Linked DNA regions of Homo sapiens: region 2 is linked to region 1. A link is an interaction called in ENCODE POLR2A ChIA-PET data of the cell type or tissue named here. Cell type or tissue: HCT116. All regions are shown on one strand. Each heading gives the region's core, and the rest is flanking DNA. Links, peaks and the distances in the headings are about the cores only. Region 1 has its middle 40 kb from the start of LINC02606. Region 2 has its middle 42 kb from the start of LINC02606.

Region 1 (4,380 bases), core at 111-4,110:
ACACCAACAGTGCACAAAGCAAGAAGAAAATGCCTCTCTGCCCAAGTATTCAATAGTACTGATGTTAGAAGAGGAGCGAGTGAAAGCCTCCTGTGGCCCCAGCTTCTACCCACGTCGTGACACAGAGACTGATCACCAGGCCAGGTGTCCCCTCACCTGTGGGGGCCGTGGAACCAGCTTTGCTGCGCCCCCAGCTTCCTGCCCCACCAAATGTCTCCCCGTCCCAGCTGCGAGGAGGGGAGTCGGAGAAAATACTGGGAGATGCAAGTGGGTTACGAAACAAGGAAGGGCGAAGAAAAGAAGGGAAGACCAGCCGTTCATCCCTCCTCCCCAGGGACAGGAATGGAGGGAAGAATGGGGGTGAAGATGGCCCCTCTAGAAAGGACCAGGACCAGGGCAGGACCAAACCGGCAGGTCTCTTGACTTGTTGCCAACCCTCCCTTCCCCAACACACGGGAAGAGCTAAAACAGAAGCAGAAGGGAAGAATGAAGAAGAGACCAGAGCATTTCAATACACAGGCCTGAGCATTTTACATTTGAAAATGATGGGGGCCGGGCGCAGTGGCTCACGCCTGTAATCCCAGAACTCTGGGAGGCCGAGGCCAGTGGATCACTTAAGGTCAAGGGTTCGAGACCAGCCTGGCCAACATGGGGAAACCCCATCTCTACTAAAAATACAAAAAAAAATTAGCCGGGCATGGTGGCACACACCTGTAATCCCAGTTACTTGGGAGGGCTGAGGCACAAGAATCGCTTGAACCCAAGAGACAGAGGTTACAGTGAGCCGAGATTGCACCACTGCACTCCAGCCTGGGTGACAAAGTGAGACTCTGTCTCAAAAAAAAAAAAGAAAAGAAAATGAAAATGATAGGAAAATCTGTGAGTCAAAGAACAGGGAGAGTAGTTTGACCTTGCACAGCTGGCAGGCAGGGACTGGAGGAAAAATCAAAAGACTCCAGGCTATTCCATAAACCAGCTCCGAAAGCCCCACGCAAAGCCCCCCAGAACACTCCACCTCATTTAATGCTGACAGCACTCCTACGAGGTTGCAGTTCTGTCCTCTTTTTTATAGAGGGGGAAACTGAGGCACAAAAGGGGAAAGGTTTGACCAAAGCGTGACTCACAGCTGTCAGGAGGCAGGGCCAGGGTTCAGACAGAGACTGTTCTGACTCCGAGCCATGCCTTGTCCCCTCAGCCTCTCTGTGCCCCGCGCTGCCTGGCACTGTGTTAGCTCAAGACGTATTTATTCAATGCACGATCTGGAATAAACAAAGCCCTCCCAGCTCGCACATCAGCCACTCAAACAAGCATTTGTTGAGGATGTTGAGGGTGACAAAGGCAGCGTTTGGCCAGCCGCTCTGACTTCCTGGGCCTCCAGGCCGTCCAGGCACAAGCTGATCTGAGAGGAGACAAAAGGGAGACGTCCACAGACAGGATAAGTGTCGAGTGCCCCACTCTGCTGCACCCCTGGGGAAGCTCAGAGGCTGGGGTTTTAGATTTGGGCGTGGCACTTGCTGAATATCTCCTAAGGCCTGGGTAATCTGCTAACATCCGAAGTCCCACTAGAGCCTCTCAAAAAAGGGGAGCAAGTCCCCTTTTTACAGCAGGAGAAGCTGAGGCCCAGAGGGTTCAAGGGCGGTCCAGGGTCACATAGCCTGATTATGGTAGGCAGGGTTCCTCCAGAGCCTCCGTGGGGAGCATCTGGGGCCACAGTGCCTGAAGCTGGAAGGGCACACTTTGAAGCAGCAGCTTGGCCAGCCGGGGTGGAGCTGAGTCATCTGTCCCTGGGGAAGATTTATGGTGCTGAAGTCTTTGGGACCAGGTCGGGGGTGAGGACTAAATTCTGACCTTTTTTCTCTCTTGCCCAAATTCCTACCTAAGGGGCCTAGGGAGTGTGAAAGGAAAATAAATCTTGGGATCCCAAAATCACTAAGCTAAAGGGAAAAGTCAAGCTGGGAACTGCTTAGGGCAAACCTGCCTCCCACTCTATTCCTTAAAAAAAAAAGCTACTAAGATTAAAACAAAAAAAAAAACAAAAAACTAAATGGCCGGGCACGGTGGCTCACGCCTGTAATCCCAGCACTTCAGGAGGCTGAGGTGGGTGGATCACAAAGTCAGGAGATCGAGACCATCCTGGCTAACATGGTGGAACCCCATCTCTACTAAAAATACAAAAAATTAGCTGGGCGTGGTGGCGGGCACCTGTAGTCCCAGCTACTCGGGAGGCTGAGGCAGGAGAATGGTGTGAACCCAGGAGGCGGAGCTTGCAGTGAGCCGAGATCGCGCCACTGCACTCCAGCCTGGGCGACAGAGTGAGACTCCACCTCAAAAAAAAAAAAAAAAAAAAAGGCTACATACCTCCCTCACAATTTGTCCACAAGGAAATTCCTTGTGGACAAAGGACAGACCGAACTCAGTCATCCTCTGCTCACTGAGATCAATGCATATCTGATTGCCTCCTTTGGAAAAGCTCATCAGAAACTCAAAAGAATGCAACCATTTTTCTGTTAATCTACCTGTGACCTGCAAGCCCCCTCCCCACTTCGAATTGTCCCACCTTTCCAGACCAAACCAATGTACATCTTACATATATTGACTGATGTCTCATGTCTCCCTAAAGTGTATAAAACCAAGCTGTGCCCTGATCCCCTTGTATAATAAACATGTCATCAGGACCTCCTGAAGCTGTGTCACAGGCGTGTCCTAACCTTGGCAAAAGAAACTTCCTAAATTAAGACTTGTCTCAGGTACCCTTTGGTTTACAGAAGTCACACCCTAGAAACCGTAGAATCTCATCAGATGGGTTTTAGTTCACCTGATCTAATGTGGCTCACTTTTCAACCTGACTCCAACGTAACATCGCATGACAGATAAAGAAACAGATAAAGAAGGAAATCCGTCAAGCGTGATGACTCATGTCTGTAATCTCAGCACTTTGGGAGGCTGAGGCAAGAGGATCGCTTGAGCCCAGGAGTTCAAGACCAACCTGGGCAACATGGTGAAACCCTGTCTCTATAAAAAAAAATAAAATAAATAGCCAACATGGTGGTCCCAGCATGTCTGTAGTCCCAGCTACTCGGGGAGGCTGAGGTAGGAGGATGGCTTGAGCCTGGGAGGTGGAGGCTGCAGTGAGCCCTAATCACCCACTGCCCTCCAGCCTGAGTGGGGAAATTTGCATCTGTAAAGAATCTCTATTAACATAACTAAGTTTTTACCTCCTTCTAGGCCCTCCCAATCCTGAAGAGATTAACTGAGAGTCTTGCACATTTTAAGGATCTGAGTAGGAAACACTTGCCATCTACTGTCTCTAAGGGCACTCACCCAGGAGACTTTATTAGAAGCTTGGTCTCCACAACCCCTTACCTTGACCCAGACACTCCTTTCTACTGATTCCAGGTTTTTCGATAATATAACTCTTTCAACCAATTGCCAAGCAGAAAATCTTTGAATTCACCTGTGACCTGTAAGCCACGCCCCCACTGCCCCACACTCCCACCCTCCAAGTTGTCCACCTTCCTGGACTGAACCAATGCATACCTCACGTGTGTTGCTGATGCCTCTTATGTCTCCCTAAAACACAGAAAACCAAGCTGTAATCCAAACACCTTGGGCACAGGTTCTCAGGACCTCCTGGGCTATGTCCTGGTCTTGGTCCTCACATTTGGCTCAGAACAAATCTCTTCAAATATTTTACAGAGTTTGGCTTTTTCAACAGGGGGACAATTCCCATGTGGTAGGCTGTGTCTTCTCCATCCAACACAAAACATCCAGGTGCTTGCCTGTCCCTCCCCAAGCAGCTTCTGACTGTCCCCTTACCCCTCCTCAGCATGGGAGGACCCCTGCTGAAACCGCCTTTGCAAAATTATGACTGAGACAGTGCAAGAGATCTAACTTAACCAACTCCATCTTGCTTCTAGCCTCCAAGCTGTCCTTGTTCATTCCTGGGCGTAGGCTGAACTAACGTTGAGAGAAATTTGGTTTATAGTTTAAACAAAGATGGTAACAGCCCTTTCCCAAAGCAGACCTCCTTCTTGCCTGGGGACTAGATTGCCTTTGCAGGACTAACATTAGGCACAAGATTAGAAATGATGGTTTAGGAGTCATGCACCTGGAGTCTACAAGATTCTGTCCCTTCCTAAACTGCTCCTAAGATCAGCGTTTGAACCCAGGCACGGTAGCTCATGCCTGTAATCCCAGTACTTTGGGAGGCTGAGACAGTTGGATCACCTGAAGTCAAGACCAGCCTGGCCAACACGGCGAAACCCCGTCTCTACTAAATATACAAAAATTAGCCCAGCATGGTGGCAGGCACTTGTAATCCCAGCTATTTGGGAGGCCGAGGCGGGAGAATCGCTTGAACCTGGGAGTTGGAGTTTGCAG
Region 2 (4,380 bases), core at 304-4,303, 81 kb after region 1:
AAAGACAGAATCAGAACGAAGATGGGGACACCAAGGAGCCACAAAGGAGCCCACAGGGCAGTCACGAACTGCAGTCCTTCCAGGTCAGCCACGGGCAGAGGGCTGGTTCAAGGCGGTGGACTCGAAGTGTGGTCCCCAGACCTGCTCCTGGTCGACTGATGGTTTGCCGCTAGTCTGCCACAAAGTAAGTACAGAAATCAAGAGTTAGTTGGCCGGGTGCGGTGGCTCACACCTGTAATCCCAGCACTTTGGGAGGCTGAGGCGGGTGGATCACCTTAGGTCAGGAGTTCTAGACCAACCTGGCCAACATGGTGAAACCCTATCTCTACTAAAAATACAAAAAAAACTAGCCGGGCATGGTGGCAGTTGCCTGTAATCCCAGCTACTCAGGAGGCTGAGTCAGAAGAATCACTTGAACTTGGGAGGCTGCGGTTGTAGTGAGCAGAGATCGTGCCACTGCACTCCAGCCTGGGCGACAGAATGAGACTCCATCTCAAAAAAAAAAAAAAAAAGAAAGAAATCAAGAGCAGTTAGAAACGTTTAGATACATTTTTTCCCCTTGTCATGTTTGTTCTCCTTATATTTTTTGAAATGTCATATGCAGGATGGGTGCAGTGGCTCACATGTGTAATCCTGGCACTTTGGGAGGCCAAGGCAAGAGAATCAGTTGAACCCAGAAGTTCAAGACCAGCCTGGGCAACATACCAAGACCCCATCTCTACAAAAAAATCAAAATATTAGCAAGTGTGGTGCCACACACATTTAATCACAGCTACTCGGGAGGCTGAGGCAGGGGAGGATCAGTTAAGCCCAGGAGGCTGAAGCTGTGGTGAGCTGTGATTGCGCCACTGCACTCAAGCCTAGGCGACAGAATGAGACCTTATCTCAAAAAAGAAATAAAGGCCGGGCATGGTGGCTCACGCCTATAATCCCAACACTTTGGGAAGCCAAGGTGGGTGGATTACTTGAGGTCATGAGTTCGAGGCCAGCCTGGCCAACGCAGTGAAATCCCATCTCTACTAAAAATACAAAAATTAGCCAGGCATGGTGGTGCATGCCTGTAGTCCCAGCTTCTTGGGAGGCTGAGACAGGAGAGTCACTTGAACCCAGGAGGCTGAGATTGCAGTAAGCCAAAGTTGCACCACTGCACTCCAGCCTAGGCAATAGAGAGAGACTCTGTCTCAAAAAATAAAGAAATAAAAAATAGGGGCTGGGCGTGGTGACTCATGCCTGTAATCCCAGCACTTTGGGAGGCCAGGGTGGGTTGGATCACTTGAGGTCAGGAGTTTGAGACCAGCCAGACCAACATAGTGAAACCCCCCATGTCTCTACTAAAAAATATATAAAATTAGCCAGGTGTGGTGGTGCTCACCTGTAATCCCAGCTACTTGGCAGGCTGAGGCAGGAGAATTGCTTGAACCTGAGAGGCAGAGGTTGCAGTGAGCCGAGATTGCACCATTGCACTCCAGCCTGGGCCATAAGAGCGAAACTCCATCTCAAAAACATCAAAGAAAGAAAGAGAGAGAGAGACAGAGAGAAAGGAAAGAAAGGAAGGAAGGAAGGAAGGAAGGAAGGAAGGAAGGAAGGAAGGAGAAAGAAGAAAGAAGAAAGAAAGAAAGAAAGAAAGAAGAAAGAAAGAAAAGAAAGAAAGAAAGAAAGAAAGAAAGGAAGGAAGAAAGAAAGGAAAGAAAGAAAGAAGAAAGAAAGAAGAAAGAGAGGGAGGAAGGGAGGGAGGGAGGGAAAGAAAGAAAGAAAAGAACGGAAGGAAGGCAGGCAGGCAGGCAGGCAGGCAGGCCGGCCAGGTGCAGTGGCTCACGCCTCTAATACCAACACTTTGGGAGGCCAAGGCCAGTGAATTGTCTGAGGTCAGGAGTTCAAGACCAGCCTGGGCAACATGGTGAAACCCCGTCTCTACTAAAAATACAAAAATTAGCTGGGCATGGTTGTGTGTGCCTGTAATCCCAGCTACTCGGGAGGCTGAGGCAAGAGAATCCTTTGAACCTGGGAGGCAGAGGTTGCGGTGAGCCAAGATTGCACCACTGCACTCCAGCCTGGGGGACAAAGTGAGACTCCATCTCAAAAAAAAAAAAAAAAAAAAAAGGAGTGGCTGGAGCCCACCCTGCAATGGAGGGATACCCTGGCTGCAAAGACTATGGAGCTGCCCCCAGCATCCTGCCAGGAGAAATGAAGGCTTTGGGGGCCAGGGTTCCAGAGATCCCTCAACCCGCCTCAAGCTTGTTAGTGATGCGGCACTACTCTCCATCCTCCAAACTGACGCCAGGCGGATACAAACCCCAGTTACACGGTACATGGGAAAATGATGCTGGGCCCTTTAAAATAATTAAGACCATGGCCTGCGGGCACAGGGAAAGTGCCTTCAGGCCGGGCGCAGTGGCTTGGCTTGTAATCCCAGCACTTAGGGAGGCTGAGGCAGGCGGATCACCTGAGATCAGGAGTTCAAGACCAGCCTGGCCAACACAGTGAAACCCCATCTCTACTAAAAATACAAAAATTAGCTGGGTGTGGAGGCAGGCACCTGTAATCCCAGCTACTTCGGAGGCTGAAGCAGGAGAATCGCTTGAACCCAGGAGGCAGAAGTTGCTGTGAGCCAAGATCGTGCCACTGCCCTCCAGCCTGGGCAGCTGAGCAAGACTCCATCTCAAATAAATAAATAAATAAGAATGTGCCTTCTACTTCCTTTATTCTCTCCTCCCCGGAGCTGGAGGTGAGGAGGGCAACTCAAGCCTAAAAATCCCACTGGCTTCAACCCAGGAGAGAACAGAGTGTATGATTCCATTTATATAAAGCACAAAAACAAGCAAAAGTAGCCAGTGAGGAGATGGGATGATCTGTGCAGCAAACGAACACGACACACGCTTACCTATGTAACAAACCTATACATCCTGCACATGTATCCCAGAACTTAAAAGTTACAAAAGAAACAGAAAACAAATAAACTAACAAGCAACCAGTGCTATGAGAAGTTAGAATGGCACTCACTTTGGGGGTACAGTGACAAGGACTGGGGAGTAAGGAGGACTCCTGGGGGTTGGCTGTGTGCCTACCCTTGATCTGGGCGTGTTCTGTTTGCAAAAATTGCAGTTTGTGAAGGGTATATGCTTATGGTTTGTACACTTTGTACATGGATATCAAACTTCAATAAGAAGTTTTTAAAATCTGTGGGCTCTAACCACAACGCAAAAATAAAATATTAGCACCGAGGTCTTGTGAGACTCTTCTGCTGTGTTAAAAGCGCTCCGTCGTAGGACCACGGGAAAACGAGCAATGTCCTTGCAAGAGAAGCCGGGATTTGATTTTTGGGTCACTGTTTTCCCAGGTGGTTGCAGGGCAGGGGGACGGTTGACTCATTTTCCCTGCTCCCCCCACCCCGCCCTCATCCCCACCATTTGGGGCTGGATGGGGGCCAAGGGCCGGGAGATTTGGGCTGTTGCCTTGGTGATGCTTAAATATTGGCTTCAAGTTGTGATGGTAAAATAAATACGCAAGAGGCTTGGGGAGCTCCAACCGGTCCTGCCCGCTGTTCCCAGGTCGCCATTCAAAACCACAAAGGTGGCTCAAGTACTGTGAAGCCTGGAACTCTCACCTGGGTGGACAGGGGACAGGTTAGGAGCAGGTTGTGTCCTGGATGCTCAGGGATCCAGGCTCGCTGCAGACGTCCACTCTGAATAGACGCTCCTGAAATTCTAGCTCAGTTTTCTGGAAATGTAGCGGCCAGGAATGCAAATCCTGAGCATGGGGAAGTTTGCTCAACCTGTAAAGGCTGGATGGGCACAGAGGGAGTTCGAGAGCTACAATTCTGCTGTCAGGAGACGTGCTTGCCTTCAGAAGGCAAGGGCAAAGAAAACAGAGCTGTGTCTAGAGGCCAGGAGCCAGGCCACATTCAGCCCCTAACCTGCCCCCTGTCCCCTGTCCCCCCCGCCAGGTGAGAGTTCCAGGCTTCACAATACTTAAGCCACTTTCGCAGCTTTGAATGGGAATCTGGGAACAGCCGGCAGGACTGGTTGGAGCTCCCCAAGCCTCTTGCTTATTTATTTTACCATCACAACTTGAAGCCAACAAGTAAGCATCACCAAGGCTTAAAAGATGCCTCAGGCCCATCCTGGAACCAGGAAGCAGAGGAGGTGAGATTCCCAACAGAGCCCGAGAAGACGAGGACCCCGGTGCAGGAAGCAGAGCAGAGCTTTGCCCAAGATAAACTCTCAGTTGTGGTCCTGCCTCTCTTGCCAAGATGCCGTTTGACTTGGAGGTGTATAGCAAGTTCTTAACTCCTCCGGGCCTCAGTTTCCCCATCTGCAAATCATTCTTTTTATAGACGAAGGCAGGAGAGAATAGGACTCCAGCCCTGGGAACACACCCTCC

Evidence for each region. ChIA-PET counts read pairs that join two places held together with the same protein. Peaks named below come from ENCODE experiments on the same cell type or tissue, not always from the same donor. Only the 100,000 strongest peaks of a DNase experiment are listed, where the experiment ranks them.
Region 2: POLR2A ChIA-PET joins it to region 1 with 5 read pairs; 3 of 35 experiments call an interaction of 5 or more read pairs at or near these places.

The regions. Positions count from the first base shown.
Region 1 is chr1:9,387,247-9,391,626 of GRCh38, forward strand. No RefSeq gene overlaps it. Among named protein-coding and RNA genes, the nearest start is that of LINC02606, 40 kb to the right of the region's middle. In HCT116, for the core only: no CTCF peak of the experiment used is centred there; a DNase peak (open chromatin) is centred at 1,775; H3K4me3 peaks cover 621 bases.
Region 2 is chr1:9,468,520-9,472,899 of GRCh38, forward strand. No RefSeq gene overlaps it. Among named protein-coding and RNA genes, the nearest start is that of LINC02606, 42 kb to the left of the region's middle. In HCT116, for the core only: no CTCF peak of the experiment used is centred there; no DNase peak of the experiment used is centred there.